Linked DNA regions of Homo sapiens: regions 1, 2 and 4 are each linked to region 3. A link is a contact called in ENCODE Hi-C or POLR2A ChIA-PET data. All regions are on one chromosome and are shown on one strand. Each heading gives the region's core, a stretch centred on a gene start or an enhancer-like site at or near the end of the contact. The rest is flanking DNA. Distances are from core to core; before and after follow the strand shown. Region 1 holds the start of FOSL2 (FOS like 2, AP-1 transcription factor subunit). Region 2 holds the start of ATAD2B (ATPase family AAA domain containing 2B). Region 3 holds the start of ADGRF3 (adhesion G protein-coupled receptor F3). Region 4 holds the start of TRMT61B (tRNA methyltransferase 61B).

Region 1 (2,766 bases), core at 199-2,698, 2.0 Mb after region 3:
CACCTCTTAACATTGGGTCCTCATAAGGACCCTGTGGGGTACAGATGGCTGGCGCTACTTAAGAATTGGGTAAACTGAGGCTAACACAGACCCTGGACCAAAACCTAAGTTCCCTGACTTCCGCTACAGTACTTCTCCATTCACACACACCATCATCTCAGCGGAAGGATTGGAGCTCCAGAGCAGAGAAGGGCCTAAGGTCATGTCTCCAAACTCCTTCACTTTATAGGAGGAAACTGAGGCCCAGAGAGGTTAAGGAATTCGTCCAAGATCTCACAGCTCGTAAATAGCGTAGCCGGGCGTTCCTGCTCTAAGGTCTGTGCTCTGTACCCTGCGCCGCGCCCCTCCCAGCCCCGCCCAGCGAGGGAGGAGGACCCAAATGTCCGGCAACCCGCGCCCTGAACTTCGCTCCAAAACAGCTGAAGACGACAACGTTGGGGCACACCCTCTCGCTGGCTTTTTTTTTTTTTTTTTAATTCGTAACAGTCTGGAGTTTGCTTATAAACGCCCGATTACTCTTATTAGATGCGTCCTAATTGCCCGGCGTATAGGGCGGCCGGAATGTCTTGACTGGTTAATTTCATCTTCAAGGCTACTCCTAACGAATTAACTGTAGGACCGAAAACATGAAAAACAAAAAACAAAAAGGGAACCGGTAGGCAGACCGCCACGGAGGGAAAAATAGGCAGGCCAGCCCCGCCCGGCGCCGTGCCCCGCCAACACCCGGCCGCAGGGCGGCGCGGGCACCCTGCGCGCCCGGGGCGCCCGCTGCACTCGGCGGCGCCGCGGAGGGCGCCTACGACCGCGCGCAGCCGCGCCCTCCCTGCGAGCGGCTCTGCGCGCCCGGCTCCCGGCCTCCCGGTGGCGCCGCACCGAACCGCCCGTCTCGCCGTCAGGGCTGTGATTATTTTCTAAAATCCGGAGGCGAGACCCGCGCGGCCGCTCTCGGGGCCCCGCCCCGAGCCCCTTCCCAGGGCGGGGGAGAGGCCGCAGCGCACTCGGGAGCGGGCGAGGGAATCCCTCTCCCTCCACGTCACCCGAAAGCGAGGAAACCCGCACTCGCGTCCTCTAACGCAAATGACCATCTTTGGCAACGTGCGCCAATGGAACAGACCAAGGGCGCTGGGCCCGGGGGGTGAGCGGGGGACTGGGGAGGGCCGGGGCTGCCTCGGCGCCTCCGAACCGTGCGTGGCGCCCGCTCCCGCCCGTGCCACCGCCTGGCTTCCTCGCGCGGGGTGCGCGGTTGGCGTCAGCGCGGCCGGGAGCCGGGGCTGGGAGGGGAGAGCTGCGCCCGCCTCCTCCCCTCCCGCGCCTCTTCCTCCTCCGCGGCCTCCTCCCCCCGCCTCCTCGTGCGCTCCTCCCTGCAAGGTGGAGTCTGGGGTTGACGTGAGTGAATCCACATGGTACAGGGCTGGAGAATAAAGAGTGTGAGTTGAACTCGTGCCATTGTAGTGACTCATCTCGGGCAGAGCGCTAGGGCTCCGAGCGAACCAGCGAGCGAGCGAACGAGCGGCGCTCGGCGGGGACAGAAAGAGGGAGAGAGAGAGAGAGAGAGAGGGAGAGGCGCGGCCGGGCGAGGCGGGCCCGTCCGGGAGCGGGCTCCGGGGAAGGGGTGCGGGTCTGGGCGCCGGAGCGGGGAGCGGGGCCGCGTCCCTCTCAGCGCCAGCTCTACTTGAGCCCCACGAGCCGCTGTCCCCCTGGCGCGCTCGGGGCCGCGGGACGGGCGCACGCCGCCTTCTCCTAGTCAAGTATCCGAGCCGCCCCGAAACTCGGGCGGCGAGTCGGCCACGGGAAGTTTATTCTCCGGCTCCTTTTCTAAAAGGAAGAAACAGAAGTTTCTCCCAGCGGACAGCTTTTCTTTCCGCCTTTTTGGCCCTGTCTGAAATCGGGGGTCCCCAGGGCTGGCAGGCCAGGCTCGCTGGGCTCCTAATCTTTTTTTTAATTTCCAATTTTTGATTGGGCCGTGGGTCCCCGCTGAGCTCCGGCTGCGCGCGGGGGCGGGAGGGCGCGCGCAGGGGAGGGACCGAGAGACGCGCCGACTTTTTAGAGGGAGGGATCGGGTGGACAACTGGTCCCGCGGCGCTCGCAGAGCCGGAAAGAAGTGCTGTAAGGGACGCTCGGGGGACGCTGTTCCTGAGGTGTCGCCGCCTCCCTGTCCTCGCCCTCCGCGGTGGGGGAGAAACCCAGGAGCGAAGCCCAGAGCCCGCGGCGCGGCCGGCGGACGAACGAGCGCGCAGCAGCCGGTGCGCGGCCGCGGCGAGGGCGGGGGAAGAAAAACACCCTGTTTCCTCTCCGGCCCCCACCGCGGATCATGTACCAGGATTATCCCGGGAACTTTGACACCTCGTCCCGGGGCAGCAGCGGCTCTCCTGCGCACGCCGAGTCCTACTCCAGCGGCGGCGGCGGCCAGCAGGTAGGTGCGGGCCCCGGTGCACCTGGCGGCGCGGGCGGACCCCTGCCCTCTTCTCGCCGCCACTGCCTCTTTTGCTTTCTTTTCTTTTTCTTGGCGAGAAAATACCTACGGGCCACCGTTGTAAGTTCTGGATTTTCGTCCTCCCCTTCCCCCCCACCCCCTTTTAAACTAGGGGATTGGAGAGTGGGCTTGAAGAGACAACATGCCCTTTTCCTCTCACGTTATATTTTACCCAGATAGACTCCTGGAATTGTAGGCCCCCTACCAGGAGCCTGTTACCTCCTTCCAAGAACTACTCCCCCTCCCCAGTGTCTGCCCCCCCCCCCCCACCCCTGCCCCGCGTCTTCTCTCTG
Region 2 (2,700 bases), core at 116-2,615, 2.4 Mb before region 3:
TGGTGTTCATTCACCTTTTGTAATATAGTCCCATAACAAAAATGTAGACACCCAAGAAACCACACAGTTTTGGCATGATGGTGCTGACTATCCGAAACATTCCACTTGTTTCTTTCGACGTGCTCCTTCTGTGACCTGAAAGCTCTGGTTCCTACTAGCACCTTGGTGAGCTAGCTGGCTGGTTCCCCAGCTATAATATCATGTTTGATCTCTCCTGCCTGGAGAGGCGATAGCGTTGATTTTGTTTTTAAAGTTGGTGTCAGAGCAGCTACAAACTTTTTTCAGCATCCCTGCCTGGCTGCCAACTGGAGCTCTCTGTTCACTTCCTCACCAACTTGAACCACCCCCAAACTGAGAGTAAGCTGGAGTTAGACAGCGGCAGGAACTGACACACTTTCAAGAAGGGTTTGACACCGCAGAAAACTTTCACTTCTCCAACCCTTCCACCCAGGGGCTCTGGCCCTTCGCTCTTGCTTCCCCGCTAGAATTCCCCTCTGGGGCAGGACAAGGACACGGACAGCAGATCGTTCGAATGACGCCGAAAGGGACCCCCAAAGCCCTCTCCCCTGGACTCAAGGGCTGTTCTTCACACAAAAGAGCCGGGCCAGCTTGAAAAGCAAAGGGGCCAGCGTCGCGGCCCTTCTCTGGGTGCCACCCTCCACCGCGCCCGCAGACCCTGTCTCCAGCCGCCCGAGCGGTCTCCACTGTAGGCTTCCTACCCCCAACCCGGCCAGACAAAGCCCCGGCAGCAGGGCCGGCACTTCCGAGCCTCCGGACTCGGGACGCCGCGCTCTTACCCTGGCCTCATCCAGAGTGACGCCGGCGCCACCGCTTCCCCCGGCTTTGGCGGCGGGGCAGCTGGCGGCGCGGGTCTTGGAGGAGCGGGTCCGAGAGGAGATGAAATGGCTGCTGCCTCCGGTCGCCCCAGGCTCTGCTCCGGCCCCAGGCCCAGGCCCGGGACCAGGAGACTTGGACCCGAGAAGGCGGAGAGAGCTCTTCCGGGTGTTCACCATGGTCCAGCCAGGGGGACGGAGTCCACGCCGCGCCCGGGAGAGCCGAGCAAGGCCGGCCCGCCGGCCGGTCAGTCAGGGCCAGCGGAGCCGAGCCGGGCAATGAGAGACGAGCCGGCCCGGAGCGTGCGGAGCGCAGACGAGCACAAGAGAGAGCCGGGCAGAGGAAGGGAAGTCGGCGTGAGCAGGCGGCGTGCGGGAAGCGGGGGCGGTGCTGCAGACCGGCAGCACAGACACTCCGCCGGCTTCGCCCTCCTCAGCGGGAGCCGAGCGGAGCCGCCATTTCTACCCCTTTCTCTCCCGTTCTCGCTCTCGAGCTCCGTGCGTCAAGGCTCCAGCGCCGCAGGGCCAACGAGACCGCTTCCGGCCGCAGCCACGGCGGGGCGCTGCGAAGCCGGCCAGCCCTTCCCGGCTGCTCGCTCCTCTCCCTGCCGCCTCCAGCTGCCCCGCCCCCGGCGCGGCGTCAGCGCTCGGCGGCCGGGGAGCGACGCTCTAGGCTGTCAGCTCGGTGGTTTCCAGCTCTCCCCGACCGCAGGGCTGGGGCGACCAGAAAAGCCAGACTAATCAGGACGAGTTCGGGCGTGGAATTGGGCCTGAAGCCCTCATGCCCAGCCAGGCCTGAATGCCCCAGACCCCACCGTCACCCCCGTGGCCTGGATGGAGCAGGGGACGGCCGGCGAAGGCGCGGGGTGGAAGGGGAGCGGCGACGAAGGCGCGAGGAGCTGACTGGGAATCCCCAAGCTACCCGAGGCAAGACACTGAACTTGAGTCGCACTTTTCATGCCTGTAGAAATGAGAATGACAGCTGTGATAAAAAAAAAATTCATCTGGGCGGTATCTGGAACTTGGTAAGCTTAAGAAGAGAAGGGGGGGGGGAAACACCATGCTAGAACTCTGCGTTTTTAAACAAAGCGAGGCAGGGTCGTTTTCTATCCCCTTAGCCAGATCTAAGGCGGAGCCAAAGAATGAGTACCCTGTAAGAGCCGCCTCTATCGCCGCCCCCTGCCCCCGGCCCGCTGAAGAATTAAGAATACAAAAAGCTGAACCCACAGATAAAGCATTTGCAATTTAACTTCCAAAGAAAAAAAAATTAAGCCACACAATTCATATGAAAAGCTCTGCTGTAGGCCGGGTGCGGTGGCTCAAGCCTGTAATCCCAGTACTTTGGGAGGCCGGGGTGGGTGGATCACCTGAGGTCAAGAGTTCTAGATCAGCCTTACCAACATGGTGAAACCCTGTCTCCACTAAAAATACAAAAAATCGATGGGTGTTGTGGTGGGCACCTGTAATCCCAGCTGCTCGGGAAGCTGAGGCATGAGAACCACTTGAACCCAGAAGATGGAGGTTGCAGTGAGCCGAAATCACGCCACTGCACTCCAGCCTGGATGACAGAGCCAGACCCTGTCTCAGAAAAAAAAAAAAGAAGAAAGAGAGAGAGAAAGGAAGAAAGAAAGGAAAGAAAGAAAGAAAAAGAAAGAAAGAAAAGCTCTGCTGTAAAGTAGGAATTAGGTTCATTTCAAAAATTCACAGTACAGGCCGGGCTTACGCCTGTAATCCCAGCACTTTGGGAGGCCAAGGCGGGCGGATCACTTGAGGTCAGGAGTTCGAGACCAACCTGGCCAACATGGTGAAACCCCCTCTCTACTAAAAATACAAAAAATTAGCCAGGTGTCGTGGTGCATGCCTGTAA
Region 3 (2,700 bases), core at 191-2,690:
CAAACGCATTTAAGGACTCGTCGAGACTGAGAGATCACTGCTTTTATCTGGTCGGGAGACACCAGCAATCTTAATTTGGAACGGTTTGATAGAGCGGAGTGCGATGAGGCGGTCCAAGGTTCCTAAGCAACATAGACCTGAGGGGCTTGTCTCCAATGTCCTTTCACCTGTCTTTCAAGTCCCTCTGCTGACCGCACAAAGACTCCCGTGGCCCCGGCAGCAGCTCGGCCTTCTCTACATCTAACCACGTTTACTAAATTTCTACGGCACGCAGCGCACCGCACCAGGAGCTGGGAGCGGCTCGCGGTACAGACCTCCTTCCTCTTTTACTTCGCTGCAGCGGGAGAACTAAGTCCTCTTACCTGAGGCACTGCTGAACTGGTTCGCAAGCAGTCACTCTACCCCCAAGACTAAAACGGTATACCCCAGATCACCACGCAAGTGCGGATACCACAGAAATCCCACCTTCCCCCGGGACCGGGAGCAAAGCCCGCTGGGAAATTGACCTTTCACCCCCTCTCTTGCCTTACCTCAGCTCACCAATTTTGACGCTAGCAAATGAAGCGACGAAGAGAGCTGGAAGGCGGGACTTAGTGTTGCCTGATCCACGCCGATTGGACAACAGCAGTGTCGGGGGACGGGCCGCTCGAGCGGGCTAGCAACCCCCCCTCGATGGGCGGGGAGAAGCGTGGGCTGCGCTTGCGCACTGAGAGGCGGCCGAAGGGGCCGAGGCGGCTACGCGTGCGCGGTGGGCGGAGCGCGGCTCTCCTACCTTCTCGGGCAGCCCAGTCTTTGCCATCCTTGCCCAGCCGGTGTGGTGCTTGTGTGTCACAGCCTTGTAGCCGGGAGTCGCTGCCGAGTGGGCGCTCAGTTTTCGGGTCGTCATGGCTGGCTACGAATACGTGAGCCCGGAGCAGCTGGCTGGCTTTGATAAGTACAAGGTACCGCGGGCCGGCGGATGCCCCTCTCCCTGCTCCCGGCCTCGCCCAGGCGGCTGAGGGGCCCGCGCGGCGCGGTCCGTGTCACCTTGTGCCGCGTGGCTCCGGGCGGGCTGGCGGGCGTTCCTCCGGAGGTCCTGCGGGTCCTGGGGATTGGGGGTCGGGGAGCGTGGGAGCATCCTAAGCCCGCCGCCCGTAGTCGGCACCCCCCGGGAGATTTCCTTTTCCTTAGGAGAGCGCTCAGTGATCATGGAGCGAGGGAATTCCCTTCCTATTTTTTTTAAACTTATTATTTTCGTAAGCCCCCGAAAGGATGGAGTTCCTTCTGTTGTGTCAATCGCCTTCATTTTAGTGAAGTTTCCACTCGCCTGTCATGCATACAACTTCGGAGGAGGAGATGATCGTTTGGCAGATGAGGCCCGGGAGGGGAGCGACTTGCCGATGCCATCCTGCTGATGTCTCCACTTCTGCTCCCGGCAGGGACTTCCTAAGCGGCAGCTTGTGGCGCTAGGGCCACCAGATGAAAGGGAGGTGCACAGGAAGGAGCTGTGGAGTGGAAAGAGCGCGGGCTTTCGAGCACATACAAACCTGATTACAAAAGTCAGATTTCTTTATTTCGTCTTGGGCACGTCATTTTAACCCCGCTCAGCCTCTCTTTTGTGTATGAAACTGAAAGTAATAGCTTCTGCTGTGCAAAATGATTAGAGGAATTTGTGAAGCGCTTGGCAACATACTAGGACCCCAGTAAATAAATGCGGGTGGTTAACTTTCCTCCAAATCTGGTTCCCATCCGCAGTTCCTTTACCAATGAATGACTCTAACCATCCAGTCGACCAAGCCTGAAATATGGGCTTTAACCCTTCATCCTTGTTGTTACCCGTTCATCTTCACATCTTAGCTTAAATATTGCTTCCTCAAAGAAGCCCTCCCTACGTGCCCCTTTCCCCCTTAAATGTGCGCTCTGTTCGTTTATGGAATTGCTGCTTTAGCGTGTCTCGCCATTAGAATATAATGCCCAACTCATTAGAGTTTTCTTGTGGACCATCATGGCTTAAGCACAGTGCTATGTGCATACTAGGCACCCAGTAAGCATTTGTGGAATGAATGAATAACTGAAAAAGTCATAATGGATTTTGTTTAACTCGAGTTAAAAAAAAAAAAAGCAAGGGTCCTTAGAAGGTCACATAGCATGTTTCTCTGCTTTCAAGCCGTATTGTGCCATACCATTCTGAACCGAGGTGATGACTTGTCTTAACATTTTAAGTGGAAAGAGGGTCCAGAGCCTTCTTGGTAACTCGGGCCAGTGCTTTTCAACTTTCATTTTAGAAGGCTGTTAACCCAGATACCTCCTGTTTTGCCTTAAGCTCTACTCCCCTTTTGTTGTCTGTTCTGCAGGGTAAATATTGACATATAAAACATTTTCTTCCTTACTAGGGTCTGACTTTCTAAGTGCCAATAAAATAGCTATTTCAATGGGAGCAGTGTTTATAATAGGAAATCTCCTTTTTCTTATAAAGAATCTTCCCTAGATTTATATTTTCAACTAAATAAGTGTCTTAATTTACTAGAAGTTTCGTGTAATTTTCTGTTCTGATCTTTCCCCCTTTTTTATTATATAAGTTCCTGTATCTGACAGCAGATGACTTCCTATCATCCTGGAAAACAAAGGTCGATTTAGCAAGCGTCCAATGTTCACTAAAATAGTTTGTTGATATCATTTTAGTTATAATGAGGCTTCCTTGGGGAAAAAAAAGCACACATT
Region 4 (2,700 bases), core at 3-2,502, 2.5 Mb after region 3:
TCATTTTATGTTTGGTGTTGAATGTTAGCTATTGTAATATAAAACTCTATTTCTTCCCTAAAAGGGGAAAAGCACCGTAATGTACCTATTGTTAATATACTCTTGTAACATGATTATTGAATATTAAAATATCATCATAGTAGTACTAAAAAATTGTTCCCTAAGAGTTCAACATTCTCTTGAGTCCTGAAGTTATAAACTTAAGAGTAATGGGGAACAAAATTAGTACTTATTATGTACGTAGTGAGTTCACATCACCCTAACAGAAAGTTGAGCTATTATCCACATTTTACAAATAAGGGACTCGAGACTCCTAAGTTAAAATTAAAATCTAGCCGTTCCCTAATGCTAATTTTCATCATGATATGTAAAAGTTATAACCATTGGTTTATTTTAAAAGCCTGAGTACAATAAAAAATCCAAACGTTCTGAGATGTCTTTGAATACATTAATCAGGACTGAGTACTGCATCTGTCTTTGCCCCTCCTGAAACCAATACACACCTTATCTCCATCGCATTACCTTTGGGAATGTTATGGCAGTCCCTCTTTTCATCAATACTACATAGTCTTCCAAGGCTGGCCTCCTCAGCATGTACTGCTTACCGAAGGAACTCCTCAGTATCTGGCCGGGGAACTTCCCCACGATCTTGCCGAACGGGACTGCCCCCCAGTTACTATTTAAGAGTCCGAAGTTGTTCAACCTAAATAATTTCTTAAATTTTGTTTCTCCCTCCCCAGTCTCAGCTAAAATCAGTTCCCCAGCCTGAAAGGGTCTCTCTCTGGAAGTTGAACAAGAAGGGGAGACGTGACGCTCTTCGACCTCGGTAGCGGACTGGGCCTGCGAGAGCATCGAAGGATCCTCGGATCCCTGGTGTGTGGGACCGCACCGGCCCTGGTCTCCGCTCGAGTCCTCGAGCTCTCGAGGGGATGACTCTTCCCGCAGCGTCGGCAGTCTGAGGTTTTCCAGTGACGAAAGACATCCAGTCCCAATGTCCGAGATGCTCAGAGGGAGAGATGGGCAAGACTCTGCTCCTGGGGCTTTCCTTTGTGCCGCCTCGTGCTCTCTTTCTCCATCTCGCAGGTCTCTAGGCGAGGACCTGCAACACAGTGACCGAGCTCCCTCGAAGGGCTCCTGCCCCAGGCCGTGCAGGAATGAATTGGTTCCGAGCCCCTGCCGCAGGCACAGCAAGACAGGACCGCGGCACCATGCCATTAGCATAGTGTTTCGCGAAGGCGCCGTCGCAGACGAGTGACGCAAGCCTAGCGCGACCCCTTCTTTCCCAGTCGCGCGCATGGCGCAGCAGCCCGATGGCTCTGCAGCTGCGTGGGGCTCTACAGCTCCGCGACTGCGCCTGCGTCGGGGAGGGGGCGGTGCGCTAGGTCAAGCTAGGGCGCGGGAGCAGCGGAGTCCTGGTTGAGTGACCATCCAAGGAATATGTCCTCGCGCGCGGCCGCCGTTTTCCTTTTCGGAATGTGGGTAAAGAATTTACCGCTAACAGACGACCTCCAGGTTCGCTCTTGGACAGCAAGATTGAGAGACAAAACTTAACAAAGCGCTGTGCAAACTGAAATCCCAGGCTTAGCTCGCTTGTGTCTTGAACACGGAAGTCACCTAGTCACCCACAAGATGTATGAGTACAGCTAACCCCCAGATGCATTTGACAGACGGCGTGGGACGCGCCACTTGCTGATTGGCTCTCCTTTCCCAGTTGACCGCGACATCCCCCAGCCCCAACTCCCTTTTGATGGGGCTGTGACCACCTGCCGGTCCCCTCACCCACCCCTCACGCCCGGAGAGTCCGAGGTTGATTCGAGTACTCACTATGTGCTTATGTAACACATGTTTTCATTATTAAAATATAACTAGTTTACCCTCCCAAAACGAAATAGAAGTGTCTTAAAATGGAAACAGGTATCTTTGGAGGCCAGAGTTATTTAGCGTTAAATATCACTAGCCTCCCAGCATTTTGGGAAGCCGACCGAGGCAAGCGGCTCATTTGAGGTCAGGAGTTCGGGACCAGCCTGGCAAATGTGGTGAAACCCCGTCTCTACTAAAAATACAAAAATTAGCTGGGCGTGGAGGCACGCACCTGTAATCCCAGCTACTCGGGAGGCTGAGGCAGGAGAAGCGCTTGAACCCGGGAGGCAGACGTTGCAGTGAGCTGAGATCTCGGCACTGCACTCCAGCCTGGGCGACTGAGCAAAACTCCTCTCGGGGGAAAAAAATTAGTCGGGCGCGATGGTGCACGCCTGTAATACCAGCTACAAGGGAGGCTGAGGCATGAGAATAGCTTGAACCCAGGAGGCGGAGGTTGCAGCGGGCCAAGATCGAGCTACCACTGCACTCCAGCCTGCGCGACACAGCAAAACTCTGTCTCAAAAAAAAAAGAAAAATCGCTAGCCTCTTTGCTGGATATTAGTTGACTGGGCAAAAGTTTATTGAGAGTCTGGCAATACGAGGCACGTTAGACACTCATTTAAGTTTCCAACAATTCTGTGTTAGAAACAAATCCATTTTATGAGTAAAAGAACTGGCCCAGGGAGATTAAATAATTTGGGGAAACCAGGAGTGGTGGCTCACACCTGTAACCCCAACACTTTGGGAGACCCAGGCCAGAGGATTGCTTGAGCCCAGGATTTCAAGACCCACGTGCAACATAATAATAATAAGTTGGTCAAGATGCATAGCTGACAAGTG

The links. Hi-C counts contacts between places; a loop is a spot of excess contacts on that map. ChIA-PET counts read pairs that join two places held with the same protein, here RNA polymerase II (POLR2A). Pooled maps may share reads with other maps.
Region 1: a loop to region 3 is called in a pooled map, with 8 times the contacts of the local background. The contact joins the promoter of FOSL2 here to the promoter of ADGRF3 in region 3. A Hi-C loop is called at or near these places in 1 of 37 single-sample maps with no recorded cell type and 7 of 50 pooled maps. POLR2A ChIA-PET finds 5 or more read pairs at or near these places in 1 of 52 experiments (T-cell).
Region 2: a map of B cell shows a loop between it and region 3 (12-fold over the local background). The contact joins the promoter of ATAD2B here to the promoter of ADGRF3 in region 3. A Hi-C loop is called at or near these places in 2 of 168 maps with a recorded cell type or tissue (B cell and naive thymus-derived CD4-positive, alpha-beta T cell) and 9 of 50 pooled maps.
Region 4: a loop to region 3 is called in a map of CD8-positive, alpha-beta T cell, with 19 times the contacts of the local background. The contact joins the promoter of TRMT61B here to the promoter of ADGRF3 in region 3. A Hi-C loop is called at or near these places in 2 of 168 maps with a recorded cell type or tissue (CD4-positive, alpha-beta memory T cell and CD8-positive, alpha-beta T cell) and 6 of 50 pooled maps.

The regions. Positions count from the first base shown.
Region 1 is chr2:28,391,410-28,394,175 of GRCh38, forward strand. It overlaps FOSL2 (FOS like 2, AP-1 transcription factor subunit), which reads left to right and starts at 1,449. Exons shown (of 4, transcript NM_005253.4): 1 at 1,449-2,413. The coding sequence starts at 2,312. All of the region lies in intron 1 of FOSL2-AS1 (FOSL2 antisense RNA 1), which reads right to left. RefSeq lists silencers at 666-1,785, 2,272-2,448 and enhancers at 1,479-2,410, 2,566-2,766.
Region 2 is chr2:23,925,758-23,928,457 of GRCh38, forward strand. It overlaps ATAD2B (ATPase family AAA domain containing 2B), which reads right to left and starts at 1,366. Exons shown (of 28, transcript NM_017552.4): 1 at 798-1,366. The coding sequence starts at 1,013. It also overlaps a transcript of UBXN2A not described here. RefSeq lists enhancers at 33-282, 381-1,299, 493-542, 1,300-2,216, 1,803-1,892 and silencers at 1,023-1,102, 1,303-1,632.
Region 3 is chr2:26,345,349-26,348,048 of GRCh38, forward strand. It overlaps ADGRF3 (adhesion G protein-coupled receptor F3), which reads right to left and starts at 1,441. Exons shown (of 14, transcript NM_001321971.2): 1 at 773-1,441. The coding sequence starts at 886. SELENOI (selenoprotein I) reads left to right here and starts at 795. Exons shown (of 10, transcript NM_033505.4): 1 at 795-941. The coding sequence starts at 885. RefSeq lists enhancers at 260-399, 720-1,487, 1,600-1,699 and silencers at 610-839, 890-949, 1,010-1,059.
Region 4 is chr2:28,869,057-28,871,756 of GRCh38, forward strand. TRMT61B (tRNA methyltransferase 61B) reads right to left here and starts at 1,253. Exons shown (of 7, transcript NM_017910.4): 1 at 523-1,253. The coding sequence starts at 1,221. RefSeq lists enhancers at 1-277, 907-1,431, 1,046-1,215, 1,446-1,595.